3 separate regions of the Mus musculus genome follow, and regions 2 and 3 are each linked to region 1. A link is a loop called in an ENCODE intact Hi-C map of the cell type or tissue named here. Cell type or tissue: left cerebral cortex. All regions are shown on one strand.

Region 1 (8,000 bases):
TTCAAATAATGATTTTCGATTGTATTCATCCTCTTTGTATTTTTTAAATATTATACTATCAGCAGTGGAAAAGGGAGAATGGAAGAGATGCACCTTCTGATAAGAAGGAAAATCTAGATAATGATCAGACAGAGTCGAGAGGTCTGAGGCTGAGCACAGAATGATTGCAATTCCTCTAGGCTGAGGCAGATTCCAAGAGCAGGAAGCAGAGAAAATTTCAGGAATGTGTGTACAGGACTCTTTAAGTCTTTTGTTGAAATGTTATCCAGGACAACTATAGGATTAAAAAACAAACAAAACAAAACCAAAAAAACTCCACGACTTCAATTCTGGCAAGAGTCACTTCTGGGCATAGCATCAAGTATCAGGGAGGCCTAAAATGGACACTTTCCTCAGCTAACACTGAGCCAGGGATAACTAATGCTCCACCCCACCCTTTCTTAGCTAGGGTAGAATACATGTATTCACACCTGAAACCAGATCATTGTAAACAAAAAAATCACGACTCTTAACAAAGATACATTTTATAAGCATAAATTTATATGTATTTTGCTAGATATTTTAAAGATTTATTTATTATGTATATGAGTACACTTCAGCTGTCTTCAGACACATCAGAAGAGGGCATCAGATCCCATTATAATGGTTGTGAGCCACCATGTGGGTACTGGGAATTGAACTCAGGACCTCTGGAAAAGCAGGGAGTGTTCTTAACCACTGTGCAATCTCTCCAGTCCAATTTTGCTAGATATTAACAATCTCACTTTACAGTTGTTGTATATATGTGTGTATGTATATATGTAGGTAGGTATGTTTTGTTAGGACAAGTTCTGGTTAGGTAGTCTAGGCTGGCTTCAAATTTGTGATCTTTTTGCTCAGCTTCCCAAGTGCTGGGATTATAGGCATGCGCCAACACACCCATGGTTTTCATTACTTCCCATTCCACTAGAAATGAGTGAAGGGGGCATTTCCGGTTTCATTGGAGACTCGGTGGTGTCATGTGATGTTTTTCTGGAAGCTGTTAGGTGAAAGGCCATGTTCTGTTTTGCTGGGGCAGAAGCTTGAGAGGACACGTGATGATGGGAAAGAGTATTAGTATAACCCAGCAGACAGACTGTAATGCATGGATGATGCTCTGCAATTGGTTGGGCTTCACTGACGCCGATGATGATATGTATGGCATTGGTTCGCCTGGCTTTCTTCACAGATCTTAGCTTGTGGTGACTTTGTAGAGAAAAATGTACCAAAGAACTTCTGGACGTGTTCAAGCTGCTTCTGGCTGCTTCAGCCGACTCACGCCCGTTGGCGGAGCCTCTCGGTTTCTCCTGGATCCAGCCACTGCTGCCGATTTAAGTGAACTGGACCAATGATAACCAAGAGTGGAATCACTTCAAAGAACTAAGTTTGTGTTGCATATAATTTTAAGATGCATGCTTGCTCCTTGCCGGTGCCAGCAATGGACATCTCACCCAGTTCCCATGGTTGGCTTTCCCAAGCCTCTAACAACCGCCCTTTCTTCGGCCCACCTAAGTTAACTCGGATGGAAAACACCAGGCAGCCTTTTATATTTTAAAACTAGCCAGATAACACAACTGCTGGTCGAAGAATTTCTTGCCCCATCCTCCTTAGCCTCAGCAGAGCCTGTGGAGGCTACAAACTATCTGTTCTCAGAGTTACAAGTCTGCTACTTCCTATCCACCCCATAGCCTGGTCCGAATCCCCTCTTCCCCTCTATCAACTCCTCCTTCTCCTGGGACCCGGAAATCCCACCTTATCCTTCACCCAACTGTTGGTATCTGCCATCTTTATTGCCCAGTTAAAATGGGGAGAAGGTCCACATGAGTACATACTCGATCCACTCCTCATCTGGGCAGCCCCTCTTTTTTTTTTTTTTTTTAAAGATTTATTTATTTATTTAATGTAAGTACACCGTAGCTGTCTTCAGACACACCAGAAGAGGGCATCAGATCTCATTACAGGTGGTTGTGAGCCACCATGTGGTTGCTGGGATTTGAACTTCGGACCTTCAGAAGAGCAGTCGGGTGCTCTTACCCACTGAGCCATCTCACCAGCTCCTGGGCAGCCCCTCTTGAGGAAGCAGAATGAGCATCAAAATACAAACAGCATCAGGGCAATCCACAACACTTCTAAACAGGCCCATTAACCATCTTTTTCCCCTACCTTTGATTGGTGGGCTATACGGGAGGTTGAAGCATTTAAGAACCCTTATTAAAATAGGTTTTAAAAACAATAAGCCTACAAATAAGAGTGTCTATTTTCTTACATCCAGTCTCAAAAAGTGTGTTGGAAAACTTCAGGATTTTGCCAATAGATTTAGTGAATGTGGTTATATTACTATAAATTTTAATTTGCACATATTTCATTATCAATAGAGTAGGATTTCTTTTTATACATGCAAGAGTCACTTATATTCCCATGATCATGAATTGCATATGGCTTTGTTTCTTTCTAAAGAATGTTTTTAGGGGCAGGAGAGATGGCTCATTAGCTAAGCTTGCAAACTACGCTTGTGGATGACCAGAATTAATTCCCAGTCCCTACATCAAGCAATTCTCAGCCATCTGTAACTCCAGCCCCAGGGACTGACACCCACTCTCCTTTGAGGTCACCTGCACTCACACGCAAATGCTTAAAGACAGACAAATAAAACACACCTTAAAAAAAAAGAAACGTTTTTATCTTTTTCCTACTTTTAGAAACTCATGATTGTGATATAACCGTATTAGATAACATTTTATTTGTCTACACTACATTTGCCATGGAAAGATTTTGTTATCCAGTTTGTAATTTTTTTCCTTTTAGATTAAAAAAAAGATTTATTTATTTTATGTATGTGAGTACACTGTTGCTGTCTTCAGACACATCAGAAGAGGGCATAGGGTCCTATTAAAGAAGGCTGTGGGCCACCATGTGGTTGTGGGAATTGAGCTCAAGACCTCTGGAAGAGGAGTCAGTGCTCAGAAACACTGAGCCATTTCTCCCTTCCCATTCCTTTTAGATTTTTGAATCCCAGTCCTGAAGTTACTTTCATCCCTCTTTTTTGTTTGTTTGTTTGTTTGTTTTGTTTGTTTGTCTTTCAAGACAGGGTTTCTCTGTATAGCCCTGGCTGTCCTGGAACTCACTCTGTGTAGACCAGGCTGGCCTCGAACTCAGAAATCTGCCTGCCTCTGCCTCTCAAGTATTGGGATCAAAGGCATGCACCACCACTGCCCAGCGTTACTTTCATTCCTTTGTTGTAAAATGCTTGCCCTTATATGTATTAAGTACTCAGTTCCATTTTCAATACGTATAAAATTTGCCTGGTGCAATGGGGTGGGGAAGGAATCTGTCCTCATGTTGACCCTCGGTGGCTTTTTTCCTCCAGACTCATCTAACAGGGGAGATTTAAGAAGCACGTGTAAAAACAGCCTGCTGATGTGTGCTTACTGCTTATAAACTGAAAGCTACCTTGCTACTCAGTAGAAAATGAACTAGGTGACTGTTTTAAAGGAACTGGAGTGACAGATGAATCTCCCAGACTTACAGTTTGCTTGGGGAGTACAATAAAGTCACAAAAAGGACCTTATTATTTGGAAACTATCAATAAAATACTGTAACAATTTAAGAATTGGGCAGTGTTCTGGTCTGAATGTGTCCCTCGCCCCCAGATTCCCCTTACTTAATACTGTGTTAAGTAAGGCTTTGGGGAGTTTGACATCCAATTTACATTTTGCCTCTTACATTTTGGCTTACTAACCTCAAGTTAGGAAATCCAAATCCTTTACGTATTGCAGCTTGCCTTGGCTTTCCTGACATGACCTACAGCATTCTGGGAGAGTTCTCTGGGAATTTACACATCTGGTTTTGCTTCCCAAAATAAGCGGGAGCTTTTTGATCACACTAAAGCAATCAAGCCTTTTCATTTGTGTATGGTTCAGTTTTAAAAAATGAAATAAGTTAACTTCTCTCTTTCAACTCTGAATGATAATTTTCCCATGCATTTTCTATCTTAGGTATCTGGCATTTTGAGGAAGGGGTGACTTTAAGATGATATATGAGAGTATTAAGTCATTCGGCAATGGAGCCAATCAATTACTCATTAACGATAACAGCGTAAGCAACTGGAAATTTTACAATGAAAAGTACCAGCGGCTGCCACGATAAATTTAGCCGACCACTTCTAAATTTAGCGCCCCTGTCACTTATAAACCACTTTCCATTTGAGGCCTGGGCTGTAGGGCGCTTGTTGGATCCTCCCGCCTCTCGGCACGCGTGTTGCCACGGTGCATCCAGCGCCACGCGCTGCCCACGAGCGGACCAGAACGAGCGAGGCGCGGTGGCTGCGCCCAGCGCTGCAAACGCCTGGCGGGCTGACCGGGACAGTGCGGGTTAGAGACTCTTCTTTTGCGCCGTCCCGCAGCGAGGCGCGCACAGGGTTTCAGCCCTCTTTCCCAGTTCTCTGAGGTCCCGGAGCAGTGGGTTCGGTCCAGGCTGCAGCTTCCCAGCAGCGCCCTCCTCAGGGGCGGGCCCTGGCTCTCTGTGCTGCAACGAGTGGGCGGCCACAGGCGGGTAGCCGAGAGGACGGGCGGCTGCGAGACGGTCGCTGGGACTCGGAGGGCGCGGCGAACCGGTGAAAGAGGAAGGGAAGGAAGGAAGGAGGAGGTGGTGGTGGAGGAGACGGAGTCGGTGCAAGGGAGCTGTTGCGGAGCAGAGAGGCGGATCCTTTCGGGAGCGGCCACGGAGGTTCCGGGACGCGGCTCGGGGTAGCCCGCCCACCGCGCGTAAGGTGTTCTCCAGGTAGCGCCGGCACCCAGAGGGCGCCCTCGCCCGGCCCGCGCTCGGCAGGCGACAGCTCGCGGCTCCCCGAGCGCGGCGCCCTTGAGCCGGGCTGCGCAGGTTGGCCGCCGACTCGTCCGCCCGCCAAGAGGAGGAAGCTCTGTCCCTTCCCGCTCGCCGCGGCCGGCGTCCCCACCCCGTGGACTCTCCACCCTGCAGCGGGCGAGCGGCGTGGCCACGGAGGCGCCGAGGAGGGGCGAGCCGCCGCCGGGCAGCGGCGTGGCCCCGGGGGACAGGGCGCCCGAGCGGAGGCGGCGGCGGGGCGGTGAAGGCGCGGCGCGCGATGGCAGCTGCCTAGCCCGGCGCGCGCGGAGCAGCCCGGAGCTGTGGCTAGCCAGACGGTGCGTCTGGGCTGGGGACTCCGGGGTCGCCGCCGTGGCAGCCCGGCAGGCAGAGATGGGCACCGAAGCCGGCGAGGGCATCACTTTCTCCGTGCCGCCCTTTGCGTCCGTGGGCTTTTGCACCATCCCGGAGGGCGGCAGCTGCCGGAGGGGAGGAGGAGCGGCGACGGCGGCGGAGGGAGAGCCGAGCCTGCAGCCCTTGCTTGTGCCGCCGCCGCCGCCACCGCCGGGCAGTTTCTGGAACGTGGAGAGCGCGGCGGCTCCCGGCACCAGCTGCCCTACCACCGCCCCCGGGAGCAGCGCCACCCGAGGCCGGGGCAACTCTGGCAGCGGGGGCGGCCGGCGTACCACCGTGGCTTATGTGATCAATGAGGCGAGCCAGGGGCAGCTGGTGGTGGCGGAGAGCGAGGCCCTGCAGAGCCTGCGGGAGGCGTGCGAGGCGGTGGGCGCCACCCTGGAGACCCTGCATTTCGGGAAGCTGGACTTCGGGGAAACCGCCGTGCTGGACCGTTTTTACAACGCAGGTGAGTGGCAGCTCGGCTCGTTGCTTTGCCCAGCCGGTTTCTCCTGGCTGTCTTGGTTGGGGGGGGGGGGGGATTTTTGTTTTGTTTTGTTTTTCGTGGGCGGGAAGCAAGCTTCCTATTTACATCACGCCTCACCTTGAGAGCGGCAAGAGTGGTTGCAGGACTATTCAGGCCGGCCGCTCCTAGTTGAGGGTGTGCTGGTGCAAGTGACTGTATTTGTGCGGGAGATCCTCCGCTGATTTATTCATTATCCGGCAGCGAAGACCCTGGGTCCAAGTACAAGGCTCGGAAAAACACTTCCTCCCACCATTGCGAATAATTGCTTCAATCACTTCTCTTCAGTTAGGAGGTGGGTAGGTTTTGCTTTTGCAAACACACACCTGTGGCCCACTGAAGTGATGTTCTGTTCTCTGTGCAGTCTTGGGAGTACAGAAATGCCCTTATGCTAAGCAGCCAGCTGTGTGCAGAGTTTCGTTTGAGTTTTCAAAGCGCGGCCTGACCTTCCCCAACTCATTTCACCTTCGAGTTTTGGTGGCTTCAATTTCCCATTCTCTTACTACTTTGAACGGTCAAATAACTATATGTTGGAGTAAAAGCACCGTGAAACACACCAAATGTGTGTGATCTTTGTTAGAATCTTGCCCAAAGAACCAGTTTTTTTTGTTTTGTTTTTTGTTTGTTTGTTTGTTTTTTTAAAAAATTACCTCAGATACTGTGGTGAGTGGAAGAGTTTATAATTTGGCATGGTTTAAAGAGTTCCCATGCAATTTTAATGACAGATTCGGTTGACTATTAAAGTGATTGTTAATGTAATCCACCGGAATGTCTCCCTTTTAGTCCATTTCAGATTTCAAAAACTGTTAAGAGAGTTCTGATGACTAAAGCAATTAGCCAGCCGTCTGTCAGCAAATGTTAGGAATGGTTGTGTGCTACTGAAATCCAATGGGATCAAGTAAATAGACATGCTAATTTTTATAATCGTGGTGGTGGGAAGCCTGGTTTTTGTCTTCAAACACAGTGAGCTTCTCCCATTTGTGATCACAAGGTTTTGTACTTCAATCTAATTCTCTTACAGCCTCTTTAAAACACCTGAAGGAGGCTTATGTCTGCTTTGGAATTCAGCCAAAGCTGAATATTTTAAGAACAAGAAGAACTTCATGTTAAGAAAGCCAGACTAAATAAACTGAGACTTTCTGGTTTGGGTATTTTTTAAACAGTCTGTCTTCATAACTGAACATGAATTTAATATATTATAGCTTGGTTCTTGGGGTGGCTAGTTATAAAAATTACATAAACATAACTTTTCTAAAAATTATAGCACTCTTATTTTTGGATTATAATTTGGAAGACGCTTCAAAGAACCAAATGATATGAGAGGAAAAAAGCCAAATAGGAACTTGAGCTTATTTTTATTGCAATGATAGAGTAGGCTTATTTTTCCTAGGAGTCCAGAAAAAAAAAAGTCTTAAACCCTCAGCTAATATGAAGGAAAGTTTCCTAACAAAGCTGTCCTCTGTTAGTCTCCAAATACCATCTCTGCAAAAGGAGAGAGGGTAGAGGAGAGCAGGCATGTGAACTCTGTCTCACTCCGGCCTATGACCAGGCCTGAGATGAGAGTACTATTGACTTATTAGAAGAGACTGGCCCTGGGACTCATAGTCAGTGGCTTGCCGTTGCACAGTGCTGGCATTAAAAGTTTACGGGGGTGGGGGTGGGGGTGGGGGTGGGGGTTGCTTTTGTGCAGAGCACATTTGCTATTAGAATCAAGGGAAGTACTCGGTTTTCAGATCCTGGGCTCAAGAGCTGGCCAGGATCTTCAGAGACCTGTAGGTACAGTGAGGGACAGTGGAGAGGATATGCTCTGGGGACTCCCCTGTTAGTGGCCACCCTCCCAACCCACTGGTTCTTCCAACGTAGTAAGGCCTGAGTCTAATCACTGCCCAGCTAGAAGATACCTTACTCAGCGTGAAGCTAGCTGTGATGGAAAGAAGATGTTGCCAGTTCACTCTAACCCTTGGTTTTTCTAAACTGATGACATTGGGCTCGGGAGTAGGCCAGTTTGGGGTTTCCCCTGATTTCTAAGAGAGTAATTGCTCTCCTTCCACCAATGGCTGGTCAACTGTTGCTCAAAAGCTGGCCAACTGTTTTGCTTTCTGTCAGAGGCCAGATAGTTAAAGTATTCTAGACTCTGACGTTTTCCAGGTCTGACACAGGTTTCCAACTCAGCTGTGAGAACTGCTGTAAACAGTCTTTAAAGAGATGATTGTACGTTGATAGTTGGAGGTCAGCCTGGACTCCT
Region 2 (8,000 bases), 190 kb after region 1:
CCAAAAAGCTCCTGGAGTACCAGAAACTGCCAGCCAGAATCACACCCAAATGCTCAGATGCCAGCTGTGGGCTGCTCTGTTCAGGACACTGTGAATTCCTTACAGGGACGTCCATCTGTCGCACCACATGGCGACTTGGTGGCAGAACAGGTCTTCCTCCAGTTTACGGCTGATGTTCCAGCTTGGGGCAAGGGGGATACATAGTTAGGAGCTTGGATTAAGTTTGGGCTTGCCTTAGTCAGAGTCCTGGCTCCATCACTTCAAGGCTGTGCCATCTGAGTAAGATACTGACCTCCTCAGAGCCTGAGCTGCTTCACAAAGACTCATGTGCCATTGCTGACAGGAGTCACTGAGTCATGGGAAATTTAGGTCAAAATAAAAAACACTGTACAAATGCGAACTTGTTACCGCCAACCAACCTAATAATAGTTACCTAGTTTCTTTTTTTATTCCACAACCAGAGAGAAATAATTTCTCCCCCGCCCCACACATAACGTTTTTATTGATTCTCTGAGAGTTTCACATCCTGCACCTTGATCACAATCCTTTCTATGTAGACATTATTTTCTTAATGTTTTAAAACCTTTCTAGAGAAATATTTACATTTCATTCTACACTACAGAACAAACCCAAAGGGAATTGATTATCGGTTAGGTCCTTAGTCTATTAACCCATGAAAAGCTTTAATTTTTGGGTGTGTGTATCTCGTATGTGTGTGTTGTGTGTTCTGAAGTATATTATGGGATGTATGTTGCATGCACACAAGTGTGCAGGTGCATGCACACGTGGAGGTCAGAGGCTGGCCTTTGTCTTCCTCTGTTACTCTCTGACTTACTAACCTTAAGACCGTGTCTCTCACTGACCCGGAAGCTTGCTCTCTCAGCTAGGCTGACTGGCCAGTGCACTCTCGGGATCCACCAGTCTCTGCCTCATGATGCTGGGGTTACAGGCAAGTGAAGACAAGACCCCTCTTTCCGCGAGTGATAGGTCCTCATGCTTTCAAGAGAGTGTTCTTACCCACTGAGCCGTCTCCCTGGCCCCAGTTTTTATTGATTACAGTTTAACTTCTTTAAACTGTATCTCACCTTTCACAAATCGCTGACAGTTTAAGGAATAAAGACTAGGGAGAGGGTTCGGTGGACAAGAGCACTTTCTGTGAAAACGAGGAGCAGAGTTCAAATCCAAATCTCTAGCACTCATAAAAAGCTGAGTGTGGCGGGGCAGGCCTAGAACTCCAGCCCAAGGGGAGATGGAAGATCCTTGGAGATCATTGAGAGACCTTGCATTGATGTAATAAGGCAGCGAGTAAGAGAGGAAGATAGCCCAATATCTGCTTGTGGCCTTCACATGTGTGCATAGCTGCATATAACACACACACACACACCCCTGTGCACACAAGGCTAGAGAGGGCTTTTGCAGGAAAGCTGTGAATGCTGAATTTGTGGGAAAGGCTCACTGTCGAATGCTGCCATTGTTCTGAGGCAGGTTTACCCTGCAGAACATGCTGTCTCAGAAAGGAAAGCCCTCGAATGAGCTGACACAGAGGGGCGGGAGTTAGGGCAGAAATGATGATGACTAAGCGGATGTGGTAGCCTGGACGGGAAGCATTTCCCAGGGTAGAGACTGTGCTGTGTAGGACAGCCACACGCGCATCCAGGCAACATGCTGCTGCTGCTGCTGCTTTAAAGACAAAGCTGATGTCAAAAATAAATGCTTGCTCTCCTAGCAGTTCGCTCTCCTGATATTTCCCGGTGTTAGGAAGTTGCCTGTGAATCCTCCCTCTGGCTGTCATTCAGTTTGTGATGAGAAAAACACAAAGAGTGTAATTGTTCTCAGTGTAATTTTCAAATGTTTCTTTAATGACAGCCTTTAGGCCTTTCAATTTAGACTTTTCTCATGAGAACTTAAACAGGGGACCAAGCTCCCAAATCAAGAATATATGTGGAGAAGGTGAGGGTGTGTTTTGAAATTTTTCATGGAATTCTAATGATGGGAATTTTATTGGCCTGGTGGAGAAACTTAATTTTAATAATACAGTTAGAAAATGCAGTATGAACTAGAAATTAGCTTAATAAAAATTCTTGAAGTTTAATGAGGATTAGGTTTTCTTTACAGGCTCAGTGTGCCTTGCTCACATTAAAATAAAATAAAATAAAATAAAATAAAATAAAATAAAAATCACTTTGAAAGAGAGGTCTATTTAAATATGTGAACGTTTCCTTGGTTTGTTTTTTATAACTGATTACCCAGTTGTTGTTAAGGTGGGGTTCCAATGGTGGTGTCTAACCTGGCCCCTTTTACGACAGGGAGTTGACTTTAAAGGCCATGGAAGGGCCAGGCACACCTTTTGATAGATACACACAGCCAGGAGAGAGGTAGCCGGCTGGTACCCAGCTGAGCCTGGCCTAGAGAACCATGGTGTGTGAGTCCGGAAGACAGAAAGCTCCACGGTTCCTTCCATCTTTGCTCTTGCTTGGCTGCTGCTGTTCGTCTTGTGCTGCTCGTCTCTGCTCTATCTTCTTCTCTTTCCATTGTCATTCTCGACTCCCCTGCATCTACTCCCGTGTCCTTGGGTGCACCCCGACCCTGGGTTGTGACCTTTCTGCAGGCAGACTCGGAGATTAAGATTCCATGGCTCCGTGCCCCTCTCTCACCTTAGTGTCCAATTAAAATTCCCAACAGCAGGATTCTCACCGCCTCAACCTATCCCCATCTGGGCACAGCCCAAATGTGCCCTGGCTACCGACCAGCGTGGGCGTACGGCTGTTTCTCCAAAGACTGGTTACTTCTGGCAGCAGTGATGGCTACTAAGGGGAGCCACAGGGTTCAAAGCATGTTGGGGAAGGCCTCTCGGAGCAAAGGTCTTCTGAGAAAAGACTGAGAAGGGGGAGCTCGCGTGGAGTACAGAGTGACTGAGGCCCTGTCGGGTTTTATTTTCAGGGTGCTGAAGAGCCTAAACTAAAGTGGGAACACATCACAACCCTCATCTCGAGCCTCAGAGAGTTTGTGAGGTCCACTGACCGAAAAATCATAGCCACTACACTGTCCAAGCTCAAGCTGGAGCTGGACTTCGACAGCCACGGCATCAGCCAGGTGCAGGTGGTCCTCTTTGGCTTCCAGGATGCGGTAAGTGCACGGGCCGCCATTTCCCCACAAACTCTGCTCAGGGTCGGTTGGTTATAGAAATGGGATACAGTTCAAATTCTGTTCCCTCTCATTTACTCGGTAAACTGCATTCTCTTCGGATGACAGATGTGAGGTATTTATTGAGTTCCCTCAAAGATAAGAGACTCACACAGCTGAACCACCATGGGAAACAGCAAGGCTTACAGACATTCATTCCCAAGACTGGGTTTCTCCTTAGGATCATGTGTGGGCCTCTAAAGCATAGTGCACATTAGTCGTGTTTTGTAATGCTGAACAAGAAGTGCCATCTAGTGGCCACTGAGAGAAATGCACTGTTACACCTGGGAATGCTCAGTGTTGAAATGCTCTCTCTCCCCTCAGCCCCCAAGGCTTTTCTCTGGTTTCCATATAGGACATTCTTAACAAGTTCATTTCGTAAATATCCACTATTTTCCCACCATAAATATAGTTTGGAAAACAGGCAGTTGGTGAGTGGAAACTACTCGTGATCTAATGAGAGATCACTGACAGTCTTATGCAAGACAAACCAGAAGTTATTCTGCAAGTCTGATTCAAAATAGACCTTTGTAAGCCACTGTCAGACACACAAGGTATGGGAGGCAGGAAAAAATATCTGGTGGTGCCTGTATGCAAATATAAAATTGCACTGTGTGGTTTTATTTAAATGTTTAATATTAACTTGTAATGTATTACTCCTGTGTTAGGTAGTTTCTTGACATTTGTATTTGAAACAAGAAACAATCCTCCATTCCAAACTGAATCTTCATCCTTCCACAGTCACTGGTGTTCTGAGTGGAAACGACTTGGTGTTTCTGCTGTGTGAAGAACAGGAACAAGATTCTCCTGACTGGACCGAGGTCCTAGAGAATCCAAGCAGGGCCTGTCACTAATATTAAATGCTAAGGCATGCTTACACTGCAACTATGGCAACCCAGCCATCTACCATCCAGTGCAACGATGTAGCTGATTTGTGCCTGCCCACACATTGGCTTCTGGGCAGGAGGTTGGGGAGAATTCAGAGTGAGAGCTAGTTAGCTGTAATCCTGAGCCTTGGGCCCAGGTCAGACATAGTCATGCAACTCGCTCAACCCAGTTTCACTCCTGGCCTGTCAAGTGCTCTTGTTGGGTAATACGCTGTGTAATGCGGCAGTGAGCAATACGCTGTGTGATGAGGGGATGTGCAGGGGGGCCATGGCTATGAAGGATTCACACTTGAAATACTCCCATGTTCTAAGTGATAGCCTGGTTAGACACATAAGCAGGCAGATCCATTTAAGAAATGGAGGTACTGCAAGCTCACTCTGAAAGAATCCCCTGGAGCAAGTGAGGTCCAAGAAGTAGTTCATTTCCTTGGGAGCAACTGCTATGCGAAAGGCCTCAGGCCGGCTCTCTCCTAAACCGGGTCGTTTGGATGAGGCTGGACCAATGGAAAGACTGAGCTGCTGTCATTCTGACTCTTGGCACGAGTTTGGAGCTCAGCCACCATTTTCCAGCTTCCACCTGGTTCTCTAACCGCAGCCCTGCTTACATAGGTGACATTGTGAACCGGGAAGAGTGACCCAATCCAGATGTTAAGGGAATTCTGTCCAACCTTTAAAAAGGAAATTCTGGCACAGGTTATAAATGTAGATGAGTCCTAGGAATGTCATGCTAAGTCAAACGGGATGGTCTTTAAAAACGACCAGAGAATTCATCCTCTGACTTTGGGGAGGTTCCCGGAGCACAGACCACAGGGATGGACGCAGGTCAGGTGTGCAGCACTGTTGGGTGAGAGCTGAGATCGGACTGAGTCCCGAGTTCCAATTCTATATGAGAAAGAGGCCTAAGGATGGACGGCGAGGACCTTCACACAGTAACATGGGGGTACATAGTGCCTCGGGTGGTTGAAATCACTAATTTTATATTATTAAGACTCATCTGAGCAAATGCAAGTGATTAACATTGGAAGTCTTATATTCTGTGTGCTTCACAGTAGGTTTTTGAAAGAACAGAATGGTAGGGTGTATAACTGTTTAAATGGGTGGGACATTTACCAGTCATAGTAAAAAGTTATCTTTACAACAATCATTTTTTTATGTGACTGGGCTTTCTGGAATATTCTAGCAGATTATTCCCCTATATCAGCATCAGCAACAGTTGCAGGAAAAGAAGAAAAAGATCAGATTTGCCAACATGCACGTTGTGCGTGGATGCTAATTTATACTCTCTTCCCTTGATTTTTCCAAATCGTGGATGTGCTCAGGCTTTGTCTGTGTTACATGGCGGTCAGGACCTGGCAGGGTGAGAATTGTCTATTGAAAACCTCTTGAACTCTCCCTGCTTTTACACTTTCTGCAGCTGTTTTAAGTGCCACAACTGTAGCCTTCCTCTTTCTCTTCCTCTTCCTTATGCATATGCCCATGCATATAAACACATAGACACCTTGCAGGAAGAGAATAATAGTAATAAATAATGTAAAAAATTAACATAGACTAAAGGTCACTGTCTTTCCAGGTCAATAAAGTTCTTCGGAATCATAACATCAAGCCACACTGGATGTTTGCCCTGGACAGCATCATCCGAAAGGCTGTGCAGACTGCAATTACCATTCTGGTTCCAGGTCAGAGCTATTTACTTACTGTGCAAAGATAATTAGTGCTTGTATACTCTGGGTTGGTCTGCCTCTGCCATTTCATTTCTGGTTTTCTTCAGTGTTTTTAAGAGCCCTTGTTGCCTTTAAAAAAATCATTTCTGAGTTGCTATCTTACTTTTCTTTTGCTCTGATAATGCCATGACCAAAGCGACACATAGAAGGAAGGGCTTATGTGGGCTTTCAGCTCCAGAACAGTAGCAGCCCAGCACCACCACCACCGTGCTGGGGAAGCATGCCAGAGGGCAGCCATGACAGTTGAACCCGAAAGCCAAGAGCTCTCATCTTAAATCACAAGCACGAAGCAGAAACAGCAAACTTGAAGTGGCTCAGGTCTTTAAACTCTCAGAGTCTGCTCCCAGTGGCCACGCCTCCAACCTCCACCACACCCCCTAAGCCTTCCCGAATGAGTGTCACCAGTGAAAGACCAGGCACCCAATTACATGAGCTTATGGGGGTTGAGTATTCTCATTTTAATCATCACAATCACCAAATAACGTTCATTCAGTGATCCAGTGTATACAAGTTTACACCGATAACACCGTTCACCATTAGTGAGGAGATTTGCTTTAGGCAGCATGCTAAGACGTGAAGGAAAACTAGAAGCTGTAAGATGTCCCGAATAGCTGTGAATTTCAATGTGTAGATATCTGTGCCCTCGTCACTGTTTTTAACCAGTGAGTGTCAGCTCTTCCCAAAGTCAGCAGAACTCACAGCTCGCCAGTCCATCTCAGACCAACTGGCAATAGACTTCTGGAATAAAGGCCCAGGAACTAGATTTTTTTTAAAAATTTAAAACGTTTTACATTAATCACAAAATTGAGAGGAAAGGCTCGGTTTCTTGTATGTTCTCCGCTCCAACATGCATGTAAGCTGTCCTGGTATGAGCACCACCCCCCTGGACATTTGTTACAGTTGATGAACCTGGACTAGCATAGCATAGTCACCTAGAGTCCGTTCGCACAGGCTCGCTCTTAGAACTGAACAATCTGTGCGTCTGGATGAAGATAATGATGTCTCCCCACCATTAGATATCACAGAGAATATTTTTATGGCTCTGAAAAAAAATCCTCTATACTCTAGCTACAGAAATCCCATTTGACTACAGCTCTCTGGCCACCTTGATACATGACTGGGTTTGGAAATCACGGGCCTAAGCATACTCTCGCTCTATCAGCAGTGAAACATAAAAGTTGGAGTGCTGATGAACTACGGTGTGGGACATGAGTGAGGAGTGTCTTCCTGCTCCAAGACAAACCTCTGAAGTACCTGGACAGTTTATTCAGTACTCAAAACTTTTAAGCAGAGGTCACTAGACAGGTCCGTCCATTAGAGAGACCCACATGCATGAATTAGACACATGTGCTGATGTTAAGTTTTGTGCCTGCATCTTAAAGTTAAGATATAGAAAGCCAAAAGGATCCATGCATCATATCTTAGAACATCACCAACTTTTAAGTGATGGGAATCCTTTGAAATTGTGGAATTCCCTCTCTGTTCTAAGAATACCTTGTTTGGTTTGCTGGTGTGGGCATAGTAACGTAGATTCCTAAGTGTGTCTGGACCTAGAGTGTAGTTTCTAGACACCATCCTCTGACAGGTAGAATCTGGGTTCCTGCTGAAGCTGTTGGTTTCAGGCCTGAGGTAGGAGAAATAGAAAGTGGGCTGGAGAGATCTTGTGGTGATAAGAAGTCAGGAGGACTCTGAGAAGCACGGGGGGGGGGGGGGGGTTACTGTAAGGGGGGGGGGTTACTGTAAGGATGCTGGGTCCAACTTCCCACGAGTCCATGCTACCACAATTTAAACAGAAAAATGAAATGAAGCAGAAATAGCATTGGGTTATAGGTCTGTGCCGATCATTCTTCTATCACCACAGAAAATTCCTAAGATAATCAGTTTATAAGAGAGACGGTTTATGTTGGCCATGCTTGGGCCTTGGGCTTGTGGGGACACGTCCTAGCAAGAGCATTTCACAGAGCTAAGCCTCTTAGCTCGTGGCTGGGAAGCAAGAGACCAGGTTCCACAACCCACAGTGACATATGCCCCATAATGACCCCAGCTCCTAAGAGTCCCACCACCTTCCAGTGGTGCCACACTAAGGATTGAGCCTTTTCTCCCTCTGGGGACTCAAGACCCAAACTGTAGCAAGCCCGACAGGATGAATTCCCTGTGTGTCAGGAATGAGAAGAATAATTGAATAAGTAAATGCACGAGAGAGTCAGTC
Region 3 (8,000 bases), 86 kb after region 1:
AACTCTTTTCCGTTGATCTTAAGGCGGAGCTTAGGTCTATCATTTAAAGATACAACCAAATAGGCAGAATCATTTCTTGAGGAGCCCATTTTCTTTTTCTCAGGTCCTGCAAATTTCTCCCTGGTATTATCAGGGAGGAGCAGCAGCTGAGCTATCCTATCTCCTTTACTAATAGAAAAAACGCCTTTAGGGCTTGAGCACAGGACCTGTATTTTAGGGGAATGTTGACAATCTATAACTCCAGGGTGGACTACTAAGCCCTGCAAGGTGAGTGAACCCCGGCCGAGAATAAGGCCCATGGTTCCCGGGGGCAAGGATGGTATAGGCTCCACTGGCACCGGCTGAATACTCATTTGAGGCATTAATAGGAAGTCGGAGGCGGCACGCAGGTCCACCCTTGTGGGTCTTTCTGGTTCGCCTCTCTGACTACTTCCTGGGTCCTGACAAACCGGTTCCCATATCTTTGAGGGCCCTGGGACCGAGGGCCCGATGACCCGTTTTTTGGCACATAAGCTGATTGACTATCAGGTGGGGGGAGGATTCTGCCCTTTATATCCCTTACAGAGCGACACTGGTCGGCTCTATGATAACCCTTGCCACACTTAGAGCAAAGAGTGAGAGTCCCTCCCTGTTTATCTGGAGCTCTGCAATCTTTCTTAAGATGCCCAGGCTTTCCGCAGTTAAAACATGTCCTCTGATCATTTCTGCCCATGGAGCGGTTTTGGGATTGAAGGATGGCAGCCGCTAAACCTGTATTGCTGAGAGGTCCCCCAAGCTCTCGACAAACTCTGAGCCAGTCTTGTAAGCCTTTGTTCTTTCTTGGGGCTATGGCCGCTCAGCACTCCTTTGTGGCTTGCTCATAAATGAGCTGTTCTACCAGAGGTGCGGCTTGCTCTGAGTCTCCAAAAATACGCTCTGCTGCCTCTGTCATTCTGGCCACAAAATTTGAGAAGGACTCCTGAGGTCCCTGGACGATCTTTGTTAATTGTCCAGTGGCTTTACCTGCTCGGGAGAGCGCCTTTTAGGCCCTAATAGCCGTGGAGGAAATTTGGGCATAAGCTCCCCAATGGTAGTTTGTTTGATCAGCAGAATAAGCTCCCTGACCCGTTAACAAGTCAAAAGTCCAATCTCTCTGCTCTGGAGTCAAAGCAGCTGCGTTTGCTCGGGCCTGCGCTTGTGCAGCTTCATGCCAAAGAGCTCTCCATTCCATATATTTGCCCATACTAGGGAGAGCGGCTTTTACAATCGTTTGTCAGTCGGCAGGAGTTAGTGTCATGCCGGCAAGCCTGTCTAACTGCACCAAGGTAAAATTAGCATTGGTTCCGTATTTACGGACCGACTCGGCAAGTTCTTTTATCTGCACATATTCTACTGGAGCGTGGACATGCCCACCCTCGGCTCCTTCAAAGACCGGAAATGCCTGTTGTATTTTCCTTTGTTCCTCTCTGGGAATGAATGAGTCTGCGCATTGCCTCTCTGCGCATTGTCTCTCTGCGCATTGTCTCTCTGCGCATTGTCTCTCTGTGCAGGGCTGACGCACTACGCAGGGCGGGGGCTCCGCATAGGGCGGACCTTGAAGCCGACTGCCCGGAGGCTGAACAGCATGCTGGCCTTCGCCAGCCGCTTTTGGCTTTTTTCTTGACCGATTAGCTAACACTTTATCTGGCTGGTAATGAGCTGTTTTTTCCTCCCAGTCTGTTTCTTCAGAGGAGAATTCTTTATCTGCTTCAGAGCTACTAAGAGCTGGCTTCCTGAGCTCATCTAGTGACGAGTATCTCCTAGAGACCTCCGCTAATTGATCTTTTTTTTTTTTCTTTTTTCTTTTCCTTCCTTCTAATCTCTCCCCAGGTATTCTTACCTGACCTAAACTTTTCCTTGGGTTCAAGACCCTTGGAAAGGCCTGTATACTTATTCTGTGTACCATATTTCCTCTTTGTTCCTACTCTCTTTCCCCGCTTTACTTCTGATAGATTGTCCTGAATTTTATCTAGAATTTTCAGCCCTATCTTAATCACTTGATAACATGTGAAAAAGAACAAAAGGGCTCCTAACACTAGAAAAAGTTCAAGGCCAAACATGCCTTGTAAAGCTATTTCCCACTTTACTTTTGATAGACTGTCTTGACTTTCCTTAGAAAGTTCAAGACCAGACTTACCTTGTAAAGCTGTACTCACTGGTACTCCTGTTCCCCAGCTGAAGAGTTCTGAATTCATGCAGTTGAATCCTTCTCAACAGTCTGTTTTACGGGAACCTTCGTTACCATAACCCGCAGTTCTGGTTCCGGAATGAGGGATCTTTCTTGTGCCGGTGATGGTTAACTCCCGTCCCGAGTTTTCTTGTATTTTCTCGTCCCGGGTTTCGGCACCAACTCTTAAACGCGTTCTCACGACCGGCCAGGAAGAACACAACAAAACCAGAATCTTTTGCGGCAAAACTTTATTGCTTACATCTTTAGGAGTAGGAGCGCAAGCCCCCAGCCCCAAAAACGAAAACCCCCAAAACCGAAAACGAAACCCCGTCCCTATTTAGGAGAGTTATCCTTCGCCTAGGACGCATCACTCCCTGATTGGCTGCAGCCCATGGCCGAGTTGACGTCATGGGAAAGGCAGAGTACATGTAGTGGAAAAATACCCTTGGCACATGCGCAGATTATTTGTTTACCACTTAGAACACAGCTGTCAGCGCCATCTTGTGACGGCGAATGTGGGGGCGGCTCCCAACACCTTTTAGTTCTTCATGCTCTTATTGCTGTGATGAAATGTCTTAACAAGAAGCGAATTGGGAGGAAGGACTTATATAAGCTTGTGATTCGAGGGGATGACCCATCAATGCCGAAGTTAGTTCATGGAGTGTGGATCTGGAAATTCTGACAGCAGCAAGTGCAGAGATGGATGGAAAAAGAGATAAGCAGATAGGTAGGTAGGTAGGTAATGATGATGATGATGATGAAGATAGATAGTGATGAGGAAGAGGATAGTAGACAGACAGATGGACAGGTAGGTGGATACCAGAGAGAAGTAGAGTGGAATGTGGCCCCCGAGACTCACTTTCCAGTGACTTACTTCATCCATCTAGTCCCGGTCTCCTAAAGGACCCATGGCCTCTTGAAACAAGTGCCACCCTCAGGACCAAGTTTTCAAACACAGGAACTCATAGGGGCAATTTCAGCTCAAACCATAACAGGATGTCTATGTGCCTATATGTTCACACAGACGAATGTCCTTTTAAAAATGTAAAAATGCTCGTTTGTTTGAAACTAAGTCCTAACTCATGGCCAGGATGCCCAGGAACCTGCTGTGTATTTCAGGCTAGCTGAAATGTATGGCAACTCTCCTGAACTCGCCTCCTGAGTGCTGGGATTAGAGGTGTGAGCCTGGCTTGCTAGTGGTTTGTGCTCCCCTACGTCTGTTTAGCATCCGGATGCCAGCCACTCTGCTGGGCTCTGTGTCTCTGCTCTCACCTTGCTGGATCTGGCTGCTCCCCTCAGCCAGATGGACTTTCCAGAAAGAAGCCACAAATACCTTACATTTCCTGTTTCCATGGCAACATGCACACCATCTTCCCTAATACACAGTCTCATTTTCTGTTTTCTAAATCATGATTCCCTCACCGCCAGTGAAGCTTGTGTACCACGGCATTTCCACATCCTCGCCGCAGCGCCTCTCGTTATGGTAATGTCTGGTAATATAGGAGTAGTGGTAGATACCTTTTAATCAATGGAAAGCTACATATGTCGGTCATTTTCATGAGCCCATTCTTTACAATATAGGAAACAGGAATAGTGTCCATGTGGTATATTTATCCCATTACATGCCTCATAGAAAAAAACATCTAAATTACACTGGCCTTTATTGTCAGATGCCCTTATTATCTGTGTGTGAGGTTGCCATTGGCCAAGATACCGTTTCTTACCTGCAGCTCCCTAACATGCTGTGCCCTGCTTATTATCTCAGGCTGTGAGTGGCCGTGCTTAGGGATGTCATCTGCTCTCGCCAGAGTTGGTTTTAGGCACTCTGTTTAGGGATTTGTACAGACTTGTGTTGTTGTGTGTGCATGTGTTGTTGTGTGTACTTGTGTTGTTGTGTGTGCTTGTGTTGTTGTGTGTGCATGTGTTGTTGTGTGTGCTTGTGTTGTTTGTGCTTGTGTTGTTTGTGCTTGTGTTGTTGTGTGTGCTTGTGTTGTTTGTGCTTGTGTTGTTGTATGTGCTTGTGTTGTTTGCGTGTGCTTGTGTTGCTTGCATGCTGTGCGTGCTTGTGTTGTTACTATCGAACACCACATCACACTTTTGTGTTCTCTTACCCATTTTTCATATGCAGAAACGTAAGCGTATAATTTCAGACTGCAAACACTAATGCTTTTACAGTGTTCCTCTGATGTCTCTGATTGATTGCTAATATAAATGTTAATACAAATTTACCTGCATACAATGTTTAGTAAGGCCATGGGTTTTCGTTATACCATTTGCTAAGACTGTTGTTCTCTTATTTTTTAGGAAATTATTTGCCAGAAGAATACTGTGAGTATTTGGCTTAACTTTCCAATTTTTTTTTTTTACTTTTTTCTTTTCCATTAATTAATCTGTTATTTCTAAATCTGTACAGATGGTCAATTTTCATTTCTTTTACTCCTTTTTAGAGCTTCTCACATGTCTGTATGAACACAATTATGTTCTCTAACTCATCATAGTGGATATTATAACAATGGAAGATAACACTAATACCTACTTTTTGAATATATAATTATGTTTTAGAAAAAAACTTTCATAGTACATTCAATGTTACAGAACTATAATTGGCAATATCAAGGCATATAACAAAGAAATATATATGTGTATATATATTATCCATATATGTCAATATCTATGGATATAAATACATAGATGTATATGTATATATGTGTTGATATACATGGATATATACATATGTGAATATATAAATATATATCATATATATTTTCTGTGTTTCTGTTTGTCTATCATGTATCTTCTATTTTGAGGCATTCAGGCAAATTCTTAGGTTGTCTTTTTGTCTTTGTTTGTATAGTGCTGGGGACTGAACCCATGGGCATCTACTTGTTAGGCAAGTGTTCTACCACTGAGCCAAATCCCCAAGCCCTTTCTCTAAGCCTGAAATTCTTCCTTGAGATCACATTACAGAGCGCAAACTCCTCATACAGAATTAAATTAATGTGAAAACCAGAGATATTTAATATTTTAAATTAAAAAAGACTGCATGGGAAATGTTGAACTATTACCGTAGAAATGGGAATGGCCCTGTGGCTCAGTGGTATATTTTATCTTGGGAAGTAAGGCAGTGTTTAAGAACCCTAAAACAGGTATACATCTACAATTCAGAGCGAGAATAACATGTGACATAAGACCTACATAATTCCACATGAGATGGCAAGATTAACGTTATAGTTGGTGGGTTTAAGATTTCACCACAAGGAAGACGCATTGCAGTGTGGATAATGTGGCCATTTTAAACTCTTATCTCTCACATTTCATCAGGAAATGAACACTTCCATTCCATGCTTCAGTGCTGTGTAACACATTTTATTCAGCTGGTATTAATTAAATGTGAATGGTATGCTAGGACCTGGGTGTGGTGCCTACCAATCACACTAGTGCTTGAGAATAAAAACAGTGGTGTTTATAACTGTTGTGTGAGATCAAATTGTGGGAATGCTAGAGTATCAGGACAGGTAAACAAAGAATCAAACAGATACATTTTTAGGAAATTAGGGCACATGACTTGCTGAAGAGATGGTGGCCATCATTATATCAAAGCCCACCAAAGGAGGTAGCATTCCCTAAGCCTGAAGGGCAGGAAGGGTAAGAGGAGCCTCGTGCCTTGTGATATTGATTTAGGTTCTGCTGCAATCTGGGGACTGGATGTGATCTGACTTATGTATACTTCCTTCAGTGTGTTTGAATGCTGTGACCATTTCCTTCCAGGCGTTTGACTCCTTCTCCACACGTACTTTTGTTCCTTCATATAGTTCTTAAGGATTAAAAAGGAAGATCAGCATTATTGATATCTCTGGATATGGTCAAGTATAGGTTTTAGATTTTGAGCATTAGGATTTTACACATATAGACAGAGCGAGGGGAAAGGAGAGAAGAACAGAGAGATAGAGAGACAGAGAGAGAATATGCATCCAGCTTGGGCAGTGGCTCCAGTCAAAGGATTAAGTTAGGTGGCTGTGCTGCTCTGAGATCCGGGTAGCATCCTAGGAGAACAAGTTCTTTTTCACTCTTCCTGATTGGCCTCCCCATCACTTTGTAAAGGGCAACTTGATTTGGTTTAAACCCCACATCTCCCCTTGTGGAAGTCCTTCTCATACTCTGACGTCAGGTCAGTCTCATTTCTTGCTCACTGCCGACACCCAGGTGCTTCAAAGCATAACATGCTCATAAATAATTAAATCTGGCCATAAAAGCTCATGCTTGTAGTGAGCTGTCATTATTACTTCATGCAGATGCCTGTGAAGGCGATATCGGGAGGGAGAGCAAGTGCAGCGCCCTATGAAGGTCATGTGAGATGGTTAATTCACCCTAACAACAACAACATGCTCTATCTACAGAGAAAGCACTGGGCGAGAAGCTTGAATACACCAAGGCCAGGAGCTTGGTCTAAGCTCGATGCCACCTCGCCTGTAAAGTGGCACCAAGAGCCTCTTCTGTGTGTGTTGTGGTCATGTAAGCACTGAGGCTATGGTGACAGTAAGGCCACATGTCCCTTCTTCCTTGCAAGTACTGAGTTAATGTTTGCTCTTGCCAGTCAGGGCCGAGCAGTAAGAGAGTGCACACTCCCTGCACGCCTGAGGCCAGGACTCCTAGTGCTGTCCAGGAGGCACACATCCCGTCTACTGCTCAGACCTTTGCATACGCTTTTCTTTATGGGTTTCCCTTAGAGGTCCCTGGCATTTCATTGGGTTATCTCAAATCAGACCCTGATCTGTGTTTACATTCCCATGCACCCCAAATCCCTCCCGGTCTTTCGAAGGCAAGCTATACTCCTTCCAAGTGAGCGTTCCATTCCAGCCCACTTCAAGTTTCAGTCTCTTTAGTCTTCTCAGAGTTTAGCTGGGGGGGGGGGGGGGCTCTATGTGGGGTCTGCTGCCTGAGGTTCTTAAGAAAGCAGCGTGCTGACAGTGAGGCCGCATTCTTGCTTCCTGGTAATGCAACCATTCTTGTAAAGAGGCCCCACTTGGATCCACCTTCAGCGCCTTCCCGTGCATGCAGCTGTATCTCCGTCCCAGTTGATTCTCCTTTTGGGTGCTAAGCTTGAGCTTTATAAGGACTTACTGGTTCAGGTTGCCTCAACCCCGAGCTGGTTATGCCACATAGCTTTCTGCCTCATTTCCTTACATCTTGGCTCCTGCTCTTACAGTCTATCCTGTTGCCTACCCAGAATGCCCACGTGCACAGCCACTCTTGTTTTGTCTTCTCTGCCCAGGATCCTCTGCTCGCTTCACACTCCTCAGAATACATAGTTGAAAGTCTTTAGCTTGCCTTGCGGTCCTTTTCTTTGGGCCCTAACTGCAGTCAGACTTGCTTACCCCGGGGTCTATAGTCCGGTTCCCTTTGTCATCTCCCAACAGTGCTTCTGTTGGGCACAAATGTCCCTTCATTTGGCATGATCTGGAAACTGCTAGGTCAGCCAAGCCTGGTCTTAGTGACTCTGGGAGAGGGCACAGACTGCAGCTAGCGAAAGGCAGGATGTGCAGGGGTTGGGAGTCTGTGGACAGCAGCCTAAGCCTTACCCTCATCACAGGCTCGCCTGTGGGGCTTCGTGCAGCTTTGTTTGTAGCTCACGTAGGTAGATGTTAAAGACTGTCTGGGAGCTGGGTAGAGAGAGGATAGCAGGCAGTCAGTGTGGAGGTCAGAGTGTAGCAGGGAAGGCAGTGTGGACCAGGAAAACCATTGCAGAGACTCAGGCAGGTGTAAGGTGTGTGCACCTCCTTGCTAGCAGAGAGGAGGGAGTCAGGCAAATCTG

What was found. Hi-C counts contacts between places; a loop is a spot of excess contacts. Peaks named below come from ENCODE experiments on the same cell type or tissue, not always from the same donor. Only the 100,000 strongest peaks of a DNase experiment are listed, where the experiment ranks them.
Region 2: it touches region 1 in a loop (5-fold over the local background); 15 of 42 quality-filtered maps call a loop at or near these places.
Region 3: it touches region 1 in a loop (4-fold over the local background); 12 of 42 quality-filtered maps call a loop at or near these places.

Annotation. Positions count from the first base shown.
Region 1 is chr10:19,929,374-19,937,373 of GRCm38, forward strand. It overlaps Map3k5 (mitogen-activated protein kinase kinase kinase 5), which reads left to right and starts at 5,153. Exons shown (of 30, transcript NM_008580.4): 1 at 5,153-5,701. The coding sequence starts at 5,233. In left cerebral cortex, CTCF peaks have their summits at 4,816 and 5,496; DNase peaks (open chromatin) are centred at 3,802, 4,575, 4,807, 5,434 and 3 more places; H3K4me3 peaks cover 3,981 bases; H3K27ac peaks cover 2,448 bases.
Region 2 is chr10:20,122,012-20,130,011 of GRCm38, forward strand. Map3k5 (mitogen-activated protein kinase kinase kinase 5) reads left to right here. Exons shown (of 30, transcript NM_008580.4): 24 at 2,941-3,126; 25 at 5,641-5,746. Among named protein-coding and RNA genes, the nearest start is that of Map7, 45 kb to the right of the region's middle. In left cerebral cortex, a CTCF peak has its summit at 3,442 (motif pointing left); DNase peaks (open chromatin) are centred at 80, 1,585 and 3,429; H3K27ac peaks cover 206 bases.
Region 3 is chr10:20,015,066-20,023,065 of GRCm38, forward strand. Map3k5 (mitogen-activated protein kinase kinase kinase 5) reads left to right here. Exons shown (of 30, transcript NM_008580.4): 3 at 4,493-4,516. Among named protein-coding and RNA genes, the nearest start is that of Map3k5, 85 kb to the left of the region's middle. In left cerebral cortex, no CTCF peak of the experiment used is centred here; DNase peaks (open chromatin) are centred at 3,520, 7,490 and 8,000; H3K27ac peaks cover 591 bases.